2 separate regions of the Homo sapiens genome follow, and region 1 is linked to region 2. Evidence: read pairs that join two places in POLR2A ChIA-PET (ENCODE). Cell type or tissue: GM12878. All regions are shown on one strand.

Region 1 (8,000 bases), 250 kb after region 2:
CACACAAAAGACACTGGATTTAAACAAATGTGAGTTATCATATGGTGTGGACTAAAACCATGTGAAACCAAGAGCAATAGCATTAAGATGGATGATGAGGAGCAAGGGAAAATGGAAATGGCGAGACTGTGGCCAGTGTTAGGCCGACATTGCAGCAGATCTACATTCCGCCGTGAGAACAGACATGGGGACAAAAGCCCAGACCTGGTAAGTTCCTTAACCTATGATGCGAGTGAGGACTATGGGAAATCATTCATTCATTCATTCATCTTTAAATCCATTAAGTAAGTGTTACTGAGCCTCTATCATATGCCACATGTTGTGTCCTGGGAGATGAAGACATCACAATAAGAGAAACTGTGTCTGTCCTCATTGAGCTGTTATCCTAGCTGGGGAGATGGACACAAACCAAGTAAACTGAGAAAACAAGGACAAGTAACAGTGTGTTATGAAGAAAGCCAACAAGGGGCTGAGATATAGAATGGTGTGTTTGGGAGATGTTATGGATTGAATGTTTACATCCTCCCAAAATTCATATATTGAAGCCTTAACTCCCAATGTGAAGGTATTTGGAGATGATACCTTTGGAAGGTAATTAGACCATGACCGTGGAGCCCTAAGGATGGGATATGTGCCTTTATAAGATGAGACCAGAGCTCTCTATCTCTGTCTCTCTGTCTCTCTGTCTCTCTCCAAGCAGGCACAAAGAAAGGGTCATGTGTGTGCATGCCTACCAGCCTGAAACAGTCCTCACCCAAAACTGGCCATGCTGGCGCCCTGATCTCAGACTTGCAACCTCTAGAATGTTGTGTAAGCCACCCAGTCTACAGAATTTTATTATTGCAACTTGAGCGATAACACAGGAGGGAAGACTTGTAGTAGAGAGGGTAAACTGGGAAGGCTTCTAAGACCTCCTAAGTTTGACTTCCCTCCTCAACTCTTAGCACCCAGCAAAACAGCCTCTGGAGTTACATGGAGACTCCAGTTAGAGAAGCTCTGTATGTGGCCCTGTATCAAGTAAAAGGTCTTTATATTTTTCAAATGGATGAAGAGTGGTAGGGGATCACCAGCGTAGTTCAGAATAACCTCATAAAGAGAGCTTAAAGTCTCTCAGAGGTGAAAAAAGAATGTCTATTACTTAGGAGAACCAGTAGTGAGTGGTGTCAGAGAAGTAAAAGGAGGGGATTTCAAAGATTGTAGTTATTAGACCCACCATTAGATCATGTTAATTGATGTTTTAGTAAAGAAGCAAATATGTTACTACATCACAATTTACATGTGGACACCTTCCATTCTTATTCTCTTTTCTGTCTTTACATTTCTCTTTACCCTATCACTAACATGCTGTATATTTTAGTGATTTTTCTCTCTGTCCTATGAGACTATAAACTCCCTGAGGGCAGAGATTTTTGTCTGTTTTGTTCATGGCTGTATCTCAGAGCCTAGAACAGGCCTTAACCAGCACATAGTTGAACAAATGCTCAATAAACAGCTGTTGATCAACTGACTGATTTTTCAGTTGACTGACTGACTCTTTTCTGAATAAAGCCATAAGCCCCTTTGTCATACAAATTCCCTCATATCCCTTAAAACACACCTAGCAGATGTCAGACATGTTGCAGATGACCAAGTGGATGTTGGTGATTGAACTGTCTGTCCAGAGTCCTGGACCTAACCTTTCAGGGCTCTTTTTTTTCTCCTATTAACCCACGACTTACTGACCGTGAGAGAAATAGAGTCTGGATTGAAGACAAGCTGGTGTCCTGTAAAGAATGAGCACATAAAACAGTTCAGCAAGTGGCTTCTTTGATTTACTTGTGAAAAAATAGCAACAAAACATTTCAGCAAGGATACCACTCCTAGGTGGCTATGCAGGCAGCACTGAAGTGTAAAGGCACTCCTGAGGCCACAGTCATGCCAGATTTCCCCCTTTGTGAAATGAAACAGATATGACCCTACCTTGCAAGGTGGTTGTCAAAATCAGGGCACGGTAAATGCAAAGTATCCATGGCAATGCTTATACACAGGATGTGTTCACTGAATGATGACGATTTGAGAATGAAGTTGGGCAGCCCTCATCCAGTGCAGCCTCAGCATTGCTGGTAATAAATATGTGACCCATTCTAAAGCTCTCTTGGCAGCCTTATCTGATATAGATTCTGAGGTCACAGTCATTTCTTAAGGCCACAAGACCGTGCCAAGACCCACTCAGGTATTTTACGCAGTTTATTTCCTTCCTCATCCAGCAGCATCAATGACTTTAGACATTAAACATTGGAAGAATGCTTCTGTGTCATACTTTAAAACTGATTAGGACTGCGTCCAAAAATAACATCAAAAGAATTCTCCAGTTTCCAGATAGGAGCCAGTGCTGTGAGCTGTCCTAATGCCACAGATAAAACAAGAGGGGTGCTGCCATCTTTTCTAGGAGAGTGAATTCTCCTCTTTATATATGGAGGAAAAATTCTCTGCAGTGAGGAAATCATTGATTAATCCCACGAAACCCATACTTTGACATTGGTTGCCTTTTCCTCTGAAAGTTTTACTTTTCCTTTCCTCCCTTTTTCTTTTTCTTTTTTTTTTCTTTTGAGATGGAGTTTCTCTCTTGTTTCCCAGGCTGGAGTGCAATGGCGTGATCTTGGCTCACTGCAACCTCCGCCTCTCGGATTCAAGCGATTCTCCTGCCTCAGCCTTCTGAGTAGCTGGGATTACAGGCATGCACCACCATGCGCGGCTAATTTTGTATCTTTAATAGAGAAGGGGTTTCTCCATGTTGGTCAGGCTGGTCTCGAACTCCCGACCTCAGGTGATCCATCTGCCTCGGCCTCCCAAAGTGCTGAGATTACAGGCGTGAGCCACCATGCCCGGCCCTTTCCTCCCTTTTTCAAAAATTCTCATCCAATTATTACTTCCTCTCAGCTCCTCTCTATTAATCACTTTCCTGTTTGCTGACTTTCCTTTTCTTCTCTCTCATGTTTGCCTGCTGTACTTAATCTTTGGTGAATCACTTTATTTTTTCACTTGCCTACTCCACAGTTCTTCCGAGTGAGATCTGAAGTTCTTAAGCTCCTTTTCTCTCCTGTGTGGCTCTTCTGACCTTTAAGATACAGTGGCTACCACTCTGGCTCAGAATGCTGCAAACCTCCCTTTTCCACCAAGTCCATTTAGTTTAGAAGAAGCTTTTTTTTGTTTGTTTGTTTTTGAGACGGAGTCTCGCTCTGTTGCCCAGGCTGGCATGCAGTGGCATGATCTCGGCTCACTGCAACCTCCGCCTCAAGGGTTCAGGTAATTCTCCTGCCTCAGCCTCCTGAGTAGCTGGGATTACAGGCGCAAGCCACCATGCCTGGCTCATTTTATTTTTAGGAGAGGCAGGGTTTCACCATGTTGGCCAGGCTGGTCTCGAACTCCTAACCTCAGGTGATCCGCCAGCCTCTGCCTCCCAAAGTGCTGGGATTACAGGTTTGAGCCACCGTGCCTGGCCTAGAAGAAGCTTTAGTTCCTTCTACTTAATGGCCAAGGCCTCAGAGAGACTCTCAGACTAGGAAAATGGCATGCTCAGTGAATCCTTGTTTCCTTACAGCCTGAAAGAGTTAATATGCAAACAGCACTTTATGAATACAAAGGATAGGCTGACATATTAGGGAAAATAGAGTGCCTTGTATGTTGCTGCCTCCTTCAGAACAATTTGAGGCTAAGAGAGCTCGTAGGCCTTAGCAGGTGTTGTTAGCACACACAGGGAGCCAGGAGAACCCCTTGGCCTCAGGGCCATAGCTACATGCCCTCTGAGTTTTGTTAGGAAGGTCCTGCCCCTCCATTTTTCTTTTCTTTTTTTTTTTTTTTTTTGAGATGGAGTCTTGCTTTGTTGCTCAGGCTGTGTAGTGCAGTGGTGCAATTTCAGCTCACTGCAACCTCCACCTTCCAGGTTCAAGCAATTCTCCTGCCTCAGCCTTCTAAGTAGCTGGGATTACAGGCGCGTGCCACCACACCCAGCTAATTTTTTGTATTTTTAGTAGAGACGGGGTTTCGCCATGTTGGCCAGGCTGGTCTCAAACTCCTGACCTCAAGTGATCCACCCACCTCAGCCTTCCAAAGTGCTGGGATTACAGGCATAAGCCGCTGCGCCCGGCCCCTGCACCTCCTTTTGTTATGGCCCCCATGAGTACCCAACTCACCTCTCACCTCTGCTCCAACTTCTTGGCCAACACAACACATCAGAGAGAACTGGACCTTGGCTCATTCCTTTCCAGTGGCCAACCAGCCAAGAGAACACCTGCTTTTCATTCTCTTCAGGGAAGTGTGAACTTTTCCCTTGGGGCTATAACCTGCACCTATGCTATAACACCCTTCCCCTCCACCACAACACATCTTGTAGCCTAACTACAGAAGGTGCCCAAGAAACCCCCAAAGTTTGCTCCTCACAGTCTAGGGTCACCCCTCAGCTATTACCAAGCCAGGGAGTGAGACTCCATGGTGGACAATTTATCTCTATAATTTTGTTTTCCTTTGTCTACATTTGGTCAGCATAAACACTTCTGAAAAATGGGCTGCAGCTGATGCCTTTTAGTTTAGTTCCCTTTAATGGGAATTTATAAAATGACTCTTACTATGCGGAACACATGTTCTAAGTATTCAGTTACTTGATGGATTGAAACAGTGCTGAGAGATATAGAACACATGCTTAAAAATATTCCTAAAATGCCTAATTACCCTGTGGACCAATCAGATACATAATATACATTTTAATATACCATTTAATTGTTGTTTACCAGGAGACAGGAACCTTTCTGGTCTCTTGGGTTAAACTACAGATTTTTAGAAACTGTCTAAATACGTATTTACTTGATTCATTCTGATCTCTTGGGTGAAGAATCCTTTTTCCAAAGAAGTGGCTTTACATGCAAAACAAGACAATTAAATACTCTGAGGTGGTGGTTACTCATGAAAAGACAATGGCTTTATCTTTCATGATTCAGGGATAAAAATCCCAAAGCTCAGCCAAGCCCCAGAGCCCTAAAAATAATCTACACTGGTAACTCTACATCACTGAAGCTCACCCACCTCAGAACAACTGAATATTTTTTCATCATAACAATCTCTGATAAAAATGTTTAAATTGCATTATGCTGGCTTCTTTAAAAGAGAACAGTAAGGATTTATGACTGGATATTTCTACCTCCAGAACCCAGCAAGTCCAAGGGAGAACTCATTATCTCCCTATCTGAAAATCCTGTTTCTCCTCCCCAATTCCCGATCTCAAGAAATAGTACTGTATCCACCCAGTACTGATGTAGGAAACCAAAGCGCCCTTCTTGACTGTCTTCCCTCTCTCTCTTACCTTCACTCAATCAGAAATTATTTGGGCATGTTATTTAGCTCCTCTGCATCTCAGTTTCCTCATCTGTAGAATGAGGATTATAATAGTTCAGACTGGGCCTGGTGCAGTGGCTCATGCCTGTAATCCCCAGCACTTTGGGAAGCTGAGGTGGGAGGATCGCTTGAACCCAGGAGTTCGAGACCAGCCTGGCCAACGTAGCAAGACCTTGTCTTTATTGTCTTTAAAATAATAATTTTAAAAAATAGTACAGACCTCACAAGGTTGTCATTGTAAGTTTTCAATGTCCAGTGCTTGTGATTGTGCCTAGCACATCATAAGTGTCATATATGGGTGTTCTTTCTCCTTCTCCCACCACATTAAACATCTCTAGAGTCTGTTTCCTTCTCCCCATTACCACTGCCAATGCCCTAAATCTAGCTACTGTTGAATTCCTCTCACCTGTTCCTCAAATTGGTTTCCAAGCATTCACTGTCTCTGACCTCACCCAACCCCTTTCCAATCCATTCTTTGCAAGGAAGAGCCATCTCCCACATTCAAATCTGAGCATATCTTTTCTATGCCTGAAAGCCTACCATGGCTCTCCCCAAGTCCAGCTTCTAGAAATGGCTTTTAAGGCCCTATGTGATCGGCCTCTGCTTCCCACTCCAGCCCTGTGTTCCAGAAGGTTATGGTTAATGGAAGTCTGACTTCAGCATGAAGCATCATGGATCCTGTCCCCCTTCCTAGTAATAAGGGAATCCTCCCAATGAGGTGGCTTCCAAAGTGTGAGGAAATCATGTTGCCTCCCCTAAGTCCTTCCTCTACCCAAAGCGTGAGGTTACACGTTTAGTTTTCTTGTCCTCTTAACACAACAGTACTCCCTGGGAGGGCCAATATTCTAAGCTTCTTTCCTACTGAGCTTTGGTGGATAACCAGCTTCTCATGAGAGATGATGAAAAAGTTTGATTTATGGCCCAAGACAGAGGGCATGGGCTAGCAAGGTGGACCACAGCACCTAATCGAAAGTGACAAAACACAACTACATGGGAGAAACCTCAGTCTCATTGTGATGGGAGGGAAGTGGACCTGTTTCCTCCTAGGAGAGCAAGAGGATCAGGAGTCCTAAGATAATGTTTCTCAAATTGGAGTGTGCATGAGACCCACCTGGAGGGCTTGTTCAAACATATTGTGGGGTCCCACCACAGAGATCCAGATTCAGTGGGTCTGGTGTGGAGTCTGAGAATCTGCACCTCTCACAAGTTCCCCGGTGATGCCAAGCTGCTGGTCCCAGGGTCCTACTTGGAGAACCACTGCTCAGGGGGACTGTCACGGGAAGCCTACAGTCCTGGGCAGAGGGAGCAGGATCTTCCTTGCTTCCCCCATCTCTAAGTCCAGGGCTGGGAGGGGAAATGTAATGCAGACATTGTTATTCACCACAATGCTTAGGGAGAGCTTGGTGTGTGTTTGGGAGGGATACTTTGATAAACCACTGGGATGGAGGGTGACCCCAACAGCTTGTTTCTGCTACCAAAAGTGGACACTAAATGGCTTACCTACAAGTAGAGAGATTCGTTCTGGTCTTAGGGGAAGGGGGAAAGGAAGGCAAATGAGGAGAACTAGTCAGATGACAAAAGGCAGTAGGCTTCAACATGGGCCCTTCCCAGTGGAACTTCCACTTTCAGAAAAGTTGACTACACTCACGAAATGCTTGGGGGAGAGGCCTGTTAGTAGGTGAAGGTCTGAGCTTTTCCCAAGTGTGTGGAAAGAGGCAGGAGCCACAGGACCCAGAGGTGGACAGAACTCAGAAAACATCAGCCCCAGCAACTCTTGGCAATCCTGCCCCAGACTTTGGGTTACTTAGGTGTGGAAACGAGTATTTAAGCCCAGCACACACAGGCTGCCGGGGTATAGGGAGCTACAGGGGATCTGCTGGCCTGTGGGAGGAGCAGAGGTCCAGGCAGGGCCTGCGGCCAGGTGGAGTGGCCTTTCCCTGCTCTGAGAGGCCCTGAGGGGTGAGCAGTTGAAGCAGGGAGGCCAGTGGGGTAGGTGCCCCCACTCTCCCGAAACCAAGGGCCTGGAGGCACTCACCCTGCCGCCTGCCGCTCATGGCATCACCACCAAGAGAGGGAGGCTACAGCGTGGGCAGAGCAAAGGGACATGGGGCACTGTGCAGCTGGAGCAGCAGGGTCAAGGCTGGCAGGGCAAGCAGGTCTAAGAGTTCACAGGCTCACAGAGAACCACCTGAACCTCTGCCTGGGCTGCCTCCTGAGACTGTGCTGTGTGTTTGTGGCCAGTGTGTGGAAACCCCTTTGTTTTTCTTTGCACTTTCCTCCCTCGGCCTGCTGGGGCCTGCGGAAACTCCTGTTGCAACTAGGCCAGAGGGCGAAGACTGCAACTGGACTGACCAGGGAGACCAGCTTTGGGGAGGGCGTGGCGCACGAGCAGGGCTCACCAGGAGCAGCTGCACCAAGGAGAGATGGGCAGCTGAGGCCTTTATCCTGGCACCTCAGAGCATTCATTTGGTCCTGCCCCAAGGACAGCCTTTAGCCTCTGAAGGTCCAGGGTCAGACCCCCAGCTCCAAATTATCTGAAGAGAACTCCTGTCTACCACAGGAGCAACTGCCAGCATCTATGTCTGACATTGATGAGGGGGTCATCCACCCTCATATCCAAGTCCTTGTTCTTC
Region 2 (8,000 bases):
GGCAGGAACCCTTCTGTTTTAATGCCTGGCACAAAGTAACACTCAATAAATACATGTTAAGAGGGATAATAGAAGAAAAATATCACTGGTCATCATACTACAAAAAGAAAACTGTTAATATTTTGGTTTTCTTCCTGTTTTATTTTTACTGTGGATATGTGAGCATGTCATACATATACATATGAATCATATTGCGTTGATCTTTCTTTTACTTATTAAATTGTGAGCATTTCTCCATGTTACTAAATTTTCCTTAAAACATGCTTTTTGGCTGGGTGTGGTGGCTCACACCTGTAATCCCAGCACTTTGGGAGGCCGAGGCGGGAGTATCACTTGAGGTCAGGAGTTTGAGACCAGCCTGGCCAACATGGTAAAACCCCGTCTCTACTAAAAATACAAAAATTAGCCAGGCGTGGTGTCAGGCACTTGTAATCCCAGCTACTCGGGAGGCTGAGGCAAGAGAATTGCTTGAACCCGGGAGGTGGAGATTGCAGTGAGCCTAGATCACACCACTGCACTCCAGTCTGGGTGACAGAGTGAGACTTCATCTCAAAAAAAAAAAAAAAAAAAACACCACAAAATGAAAAAAACCATGCTTTTTAATGACTGTGTAGAATGCCATTTTCAAGTTATCTCTGCTATTTCCCACTAATGTGGGTTTTCCAGATTTTACCATCATAGAAGAGCATCTTGGTGAAAAAGTTTGTACATAATTCTTTGACCTTATTGTTGATTATTTTCATAGGATCAAATCTTAGAAGTAGAGTTATTAAGTCAGAGGGAAAGCCTGTTACTTTCTAAGAGGTTATAATAAAATCACTCCTACCAGCAGTGGTTGGGTCCCCATCTCCCTTATTTCCTCAGATGATCAGTAATATGCAGTTTTTAAATTACTGGAATTTTTATTTTGAATTTAGGCTTTTCAGCAGTGTGGAATGTTTGCATAATTTAAAATTTTTGAATGATTTAAACCTGAGATATGCCTTTATTTGATATAAGATTAATCTTGCTTAATGCCATGCTCTTTTTAAGTTAACCTATTCTGTTAGCAAGCTATTTAAGTATAAAAAAATACAGTACTATCTTCTAGAACTATCTTGTCTAATACAGTAGCCACTAGCCAAATGTGTCACTTGAAATGAAACTAGCCCAAATTAAGATGTGATTTCAGTGTAAAATACACAGCAGATTTTAAAAACTAATGTGAAATATATCAGTAATATTTTACATTGGTCACATGTTAAAATAATATTGTGGATACTTTGGGTTAGATAAAATTTCATCTGTTTCTTTTTAAATGTGGCTACTAGAAGATTTTTAATTGCATATATGGCTTAATTGTTGTCAGTTGGACAGCCCAGCTCTAGAAATGACACTTTTTATTTAGAGAAAAAATATAAGATTAACTTAACTCTTATAGAAAGGAATACATAGATTTTTTAAAATTACATATTACATTTAAACCTCTCAATATATTTTTCGTAGTATACATGGGTTGCACGGTAATTTTTCAAGTTACAAGTGTTTGATCACAAACTATAACTTACTATGGTTCTTATGCTCTGAAAGAAATATGTGTAGGAGGACTTGAGGGAGGGTGTTAGGAAACTTACCTGAGGAATTGATCTTTCACCTAAAAATTGAAGGATGTGTGGGAATGTCTTAGGCACTGGGACTGTAAGTGCAAAGACCCTGTGGCACAAGGGAATGTTAATTATCTACCTTTCAGAAACTGGAAGAAGGCCTAGCCTAGAGCATTGAAAACAATAAGGGAAAGGAGGAGTAAGGCTGGAGAGAGAGGAATGGTTTAAAGTCTTTGTTAAAAATTTTTTTAAAAAAATCTTTATCACAAGAAGAGGATTGGCATGATCAAATTTGACTTTTAAAAAGATTACTTGGGTTGGGCATGATCAAATACTACTTAGGGAGATTAGTTTAGATGATAATGGCATTCTGGACCAGAGTGGAGTCAGAGGTGAAAAGAGGTAGATATTCCAGAATTGAGGGATTTGTGAGGTGAAATCATTTGTTACAGATATTAAAGGATAAGGAGCTTTGTCAAAGGGGATCTTAAGTTTCTGGTATGGTAACTGGGTTAGAGAGCCCTGGAACATGACCAGCTTTAAGGGAAGAGAGCTTGAGCTCTGTTCTTGTTAAGCTCAGTTTGAGATCTTTGTGGAATCAAGTGGAGAGGTCTAAGCAGGGAACTGGCTTGGCTAGGCTGTAAAGATGAATCTGAGAGTCCAAGAATATGGTAATTATTAATAAAAGCCTTAGGTAGATGAAATTGTTTTGGGAAAATTGAGTAAGGATGAAACCTAGATAAACTTGTATTACTAATTTGAGTGTGTTTAATACCTATGGGAAAATTTATTTTGTAGCCCACTTTGTGTAAAAATGAAGGCAAGGAGTAAGATCAAATAAGTTTAAATACATACCGTTTGACATATGTGTAATTAAGTAGATAATCTTACGTAATGCTTATTTGATTCTTTGGAAACATTTACCTTTTTCCTGCAGAAAATAAACTGGGCTTCCTAACTATCAAACAAGCTGAAGACAATTATGAATAGGTATTGATGTTTCTGCTGTATTAATAGATCTAGGCCAGGTGTGGTGGCTCATGCCTGTAATCCCAGCACTTTGAGAGGCCAAGGTGGGTGGATTGCTTGAGCTCCAGAGTTTGAGACCAGCCTGGGCAACATGACAAAACCCCATCTCTATAAAAAATATAAAAAATTAGCCAGATATGGTGGCAGGCACCTGTAGTCCCAGCTACTCAGGAAGCTGAAATGAAAGGATCACTTGAGCTCAGGAGGTCGAGGCTGCAGTGAGCTGAGATCACACCACTGCACTCCAGCCTGTTCAACAGAGTGAGTGAGACCCTGCCTCCAAAAAACAAACAAACAAACAAAAATCTAAGGAAAACTTACATAATTATCTTCATAAATATTGAAAAGGCATTTAAAACCCCATTTGTGATTTTTTAACAAAGCAACTTAAAATAAGAATTACTGAATAATTCTGTAAGACAATAAAAACATACACCTCAACTCAGAAATCAATATCTTAATTAAGAGTGAATATTAGATTCCTGCCTATCACCATTGTTATGAGACTTGGAAAGGAAAAGGTAAGTCTACCCCGATTTGCTAGTGATGTGATGGTATACTATATAACCACCAAGAGCTTTTGTTTATGTAAATAATGCTTGCCAGTTAGGGTGGAAGTGAAGACTACCATTTACATGAGCAGAAAAAGGTAAAATACCTAACAATAAACTTAATAAATATGAAAATTCTATATTGCTAACAGATTCAATTTTTATGTTATATAAAATTAACAATTCTGTATTTAGGTAATAAAAGTGATCCTTCCTAAGTGATTAATGAATTATTTACCACTTGTTATTCTTTAAATCATTCTAAGTGACATGTGATACTTTTCAAAGCAAAACTCCTAGGAGTAGGATTTTTAATATTTTCTTACATTTTAGTGAGGCCACAGTTTTTTAAATGGTTGAAATGAATAGTGTTTCTGCCTTAGCCACCCTCCCAAGTGAGGTTTTTGGTGTTTTCTTCTTGGTGATTGCTTAAGTTTTGTAGTATTTTCAGTTTTGCTGTGGTTTATCATCTCTCATCTTGTTTATTATGTGGATGCAAAAATGTTGACCTGGAGTATTTGCAGCTAAAATACTTCTGCTACAGTGACACTCAAAATCTGAAGCATTGATTTATTTTCTTAAGGCTTTTGTTTTTAGTGGCTATTTATAAAAAGCAATGAACTTATTAAGAGATAATTTAACTCTTTTTACACTGAACTCTTTTTATACTTTTTACTATTTTTTGATAATATCTTCATTCAAAAAAAAATTACTAAGAGTTTCAGATATCAAAAATTCATATTTTCTCTCGCCTGAAGCCCAAACAGAATATTTGAGTATTCATCACTTCTTACTTATAGTTAAGTTACCAAGTTACCACTTCCTCTTCTTTTCCATATTTCAGATTCTGTGCCAGCGGATGATAGTTTTCTGTCTCATTAGGTTTCATAAGTTTACACAAAGCACAGGGCAAGTGTTACACGTAACTAAAAAGTTCAGATTTTAATCAGATTAGCAGTGACCCTGGTTTCTGGAAGTAGGGAAGTTTTTTGTTGTTGGTGTTGCTGTTCACATAAGCATTTCTTTATGTTCATCTGCAAGTGAAACTGTGTTTAATTCTTTAAGCTTGTTTTTTTTTTTTTTCTGAGAATTCCATAACATTTAAATTATATACTAATTATAAGTGAAGCTTCAAAAAGGAATAAACAAATGATTTCATAAACTTTCTGGTTAAGTAGAAAGTAGTAATATTTCCAAAATGGAATTTCCCAAATCTAGAGCTGTCTCAAATACTTATGTGTTGTTTCAAAAATTGTCACAGTGCTTTAACTTTGATCCTTTTAAGTAAATTTTTCAAGTTTCATTTTTAAGAAGAGTATTGACGATTTAATATTGTAAACTCCTTGTTTTTGAAATCTTAAGAATGTTAAGTTTCTTAGTGCTAGTCTCAGATAAATGTGTACAACACAACTTTAAAATATTTATACAACCAAATCATAAGAGAAAACATTTTTGTAGGAAAAAGTACTATTGCAGTGATTTACCTATATCAATGAGTTTAGCAGTTCAGTTTAGAAACATTTATGTCATCCCTGGAGTTATAAAGTCCATTGGCATTCCTGTACTCTGGGAACTTAACACAAAGGTTTTCAACCTTAACTAACCCATTTAGTATCATCTTCGAAACTTTTAAAAAAGATGTTTGGGTCTACCCATTCTATTAGAGAAAAAAGTTAATAGAAAGCTAAGGTTGAGAACCTATTAGGGGAAAAAAACATGGAAACAAATGTGATTTGCTTTGTTAAATGTAATAGGAAATAGATATAAAGGAGGATTAATTCAGACAAGAAACCTGATACAACGAAAAGAACACTGGCTTTGAGTCCCACTTTCCTTACTTATTCTTTGTGGGACCGTGAACAGATTATGTGACTTGTTTCTTCCTCTGTAAAATGGGTTTTTGTGATTAAACTGAATGTATGAATAAACTGGTGTATGAATAAGTACCTTGCACAGTACCTATCACATAGTAACTTAGTAAATATAGGTGATCTCAGTTCTCCAGCCTTGATAGAAAACTTCATGCCTGAATAGAATTTTGAAGGCTTAGTCAGTGGGTTCTTTGGACATATAAGAACAATACATTAGAAGAAATGACGTGTGACAACTTAGAGGTAACCATGCCAGTGGAGAATCCAGAGGTAATTTTGTCTGGCTGGAACAAAGAGGGAGTATCTTAGCCATGTTGGCTAAGATAAGGAGTTTTAAGTAGACTGCAGTAATCCTGGCCAAAAATAATGAGGCCCTGACAAGGTATAGGTTGTGGGATGTTAAAACAAATACAGTAAGAGATATTAAGGAGGGAGAAACTTGATTGATTTAATTTGTGGTAGAGGGGGAGCGGTTGGGGTAACACTCAGATTTCTAGACTTAGAATTTAGAATATAGTGTAGGAACAAGTGGTTTCTGTTCACCTTTTGAGTAGAGGTTGAATTCAGTCGTGGAATTGGAGAATAGGAGATACATCTGAGACATCCAGGTAGAGAGATTTTAAAAAGGCATTTGGGTAGGCAGATCAGGAGGTCAGACATATAGGTAAGGTTTGAGCATTATGAACAGATAAAAACAAAAGGGGGATGAGATTTCTCAGTGATAAGAATATAGGGAAGCGGCTGAGCATGGTGGCTCACGCCTGTAATCCCAGCCCTTCGGGAGGCCAAAGTGGGTAGATCACCTGAGGTCAAGAAGTTTGAGACCAGCCTGGCCAACATGGTGAAACCGCATCTCTAATAAAAATAAAAAATTAGATGGGCATGGTAGCACAGGCCTGTAATCCCAGCTATTGCTCAGGAGGTTGAGGTGGGAGAATCGCCTGAACCTGGGAGGTGGAGGTTGTAGTGATCGCGCCACTGCACTCCAGCCTGGGCGACAGAGCAGAGCGAGACTCCATCTTAAAAAAAAAAAAAAAAAAAAAAAGAATATAGAGAAGCCAGGGCAATCAGATTCATTGAAGGATAAGGGATAGAATATAAGTAGGAGAATCAAAAGAGAATTGCCAGCAGGGCGTGGTGACTCAAACCTGTAATCCCAGCACTTTGGGAGCCCAAGGTAAGTCAATTGCTTGAGCTCAGGAGGTTGAGACCAGCCTGGGCAACATGGCGAAACACTGTCTCTACAAAAAATTTAAAAATTAGCTGGGCATGGTGGTGTACACCTGTAGTCCCAGTTATTTGGGTGGCTGAAGTGGGAGGATTGCTTGAACCCAGGAGGCAGAGGCAGCAGTGAGCCATGATTGCACCACTGTACTGCAGCCTGGGAAAAGAAGGAGACTCTGTCTCAAAAAAAAAAAAAAAAAAAAAAAAGAAGAAGAAGAAGAATGCTTTTCAGAAATGCTTTTTCACTTAAAAATGTATTTTAGACACTTTGCCCTATTAGTAATATAGCTTTCTCTTTTTTAATGGCTGCACTTTTTATTTACACACTTCCTTATTAATAGACTGTTTTCAGCTGCTTTTTAAAAAATTGAACAAACAATACTGGAATCAATACTTTGTGGAAATATCTTTGTATATTTGCATGAATGCCTCTGTAGAATACATCCTTGCAGATGAAATTGCTTAGTCAAAAGAATGGAAACAACAGACACCAGAGCCTACTTGAAGGTGGAAGGAGGGAAGAGGGTGAGGATGGAAAAACCACCTGTCGGGTACTATGCTTATTACCTGGGTGATGAAATAATTTGGACACCAAACCCCCGTGACACTCAATTTACCTATGTAACAAACCTGCACATGTACCCCTGAACCTAAAATAAAAGTTTAAAAAATTAAAAATTTTAAAAAGAATTCATTAAAATGTTTCGTATGCTACTAAACTGCAATAGGGTGTGTGAGCCAATATATACTCCTACCAATAGTATCTTTTAGAGAACTTTTACATTGTAGATACTGGACCAGAAAAGTTAATGTTTGCAAACTTAAACAATTGCTAAATGCTTTCTGAAAGTGAAAATTGTTAAAATTTGCCAAAGTGTTCCAGTTTTATGTTATGTTTGTATGTTTTTTAAAATGTTATCCTTAAAGTAGCATGCTTCCTAGATTGAAGGTAGTATGAATTTGAAAAATAAATAGTAATTTTCGTTTATTACTTTTATACACAATTCTGTAAAGAGAAAAAGAACACTTTCATTTTATCAAATACTTGGTTCGTTGAAATAATGTAATTTAAGAATGCATTTTGTCTTTGTAAGCACCAGATCAGGGAGGAAGTCTTTGTTTTAAAAGAAGCCCTGTTCCCTCCTCTTGTATGCTAGAAGCAGTAATTGGATTTGGAGGAATTGGATGAGATGGAAAGAATACTTTTTTATACTTTATATTAAAACCTATTTCTGGTTTGTAAAATCAATTTAAGAGGGTCATGACCAGCTTTTAAGAAAAAATGAAATAGAACTAAAAATCAGAGTACATAGAGAGTAAGGGTAAATACTGTTTGGCGAAACTTTTTTTTTTAAAATGTATGTTGGGTCATCATGTAAAATGTATTTCTTCTGTGAGTCATAGGGGAAAAATGTGTGAAAAATTCTGCTTTATATGACGGGCCAATTCTCAAGTTGTTTCTAACCAGATGTATTGGGTACCCTGCAAATAAATGTTATATATTTTTTTCTTTTATCCTTTAGCCTTTCTACCTCTCAGGAAAAAGTAAAACTTTAAACCAAGCAAAACCATCATTAAAAAAGGTCAACCAGCTAGGAATTTGTTCTCCATGGAATTCCTTCCATAGTTTTTGTGCAGTTATTAGTATCGGTAGACCCATTTGTGGCATTACCTGTGTACACTCCACACGCATACACTCTTGAGCACTATTTTGGAATGTGTTTATATTTGATTTTTCAGAT

The links. Peaks named below come from ENCODE experiments on the same cell type or tissue, not always from the same donor. Only the 100,000 strongest peaks of a DNase experiment are listed, where the experiment ranks them.
Region 1: POLR2A ChIA-PET joins it to region 2 with 9 read pairs; 2 of 35 experiments call an interaction of 5 or more read pairs at or near these places.

What each region holds. Positions count from the first base shown.
Region 1 is chr2:64,777,264-64,785,263 of GRCh38, forward strand. It overlaps LOC105374776 (a long non-coding RNA gene), which reads left to right. Exons shown (of 3, transcript XR_002959393.2): 1 at 1-207. Among named protein-coding and RNA genes, the nearest start is that of LINC01800, 82 kb to the right of the region's middle. RefSeq lists an enhancer at 7,402-7,945. In GM12878, no CTCF peak of the experiment used is centred here; no DNase peak of the experiment used is centred here.
Region 2 is chr2:64,530,511-64,538,510 of GRCh38, forward strand. The region is part of intron 1 of AFTPH (aftiphilin); the gene reads left to right. Among named protein-coding and RNA genes, the nearest start is that of MIR4434, 9.0 kb to the left of the region's middle. In GM12878, no CTCF peak of the experiment used is centred here; a DNase peak (open chromatin) is centred at 4,111; H3K4me3 peaks cover 3,091 bases; H3K27ac peaks cover 3,505 bases.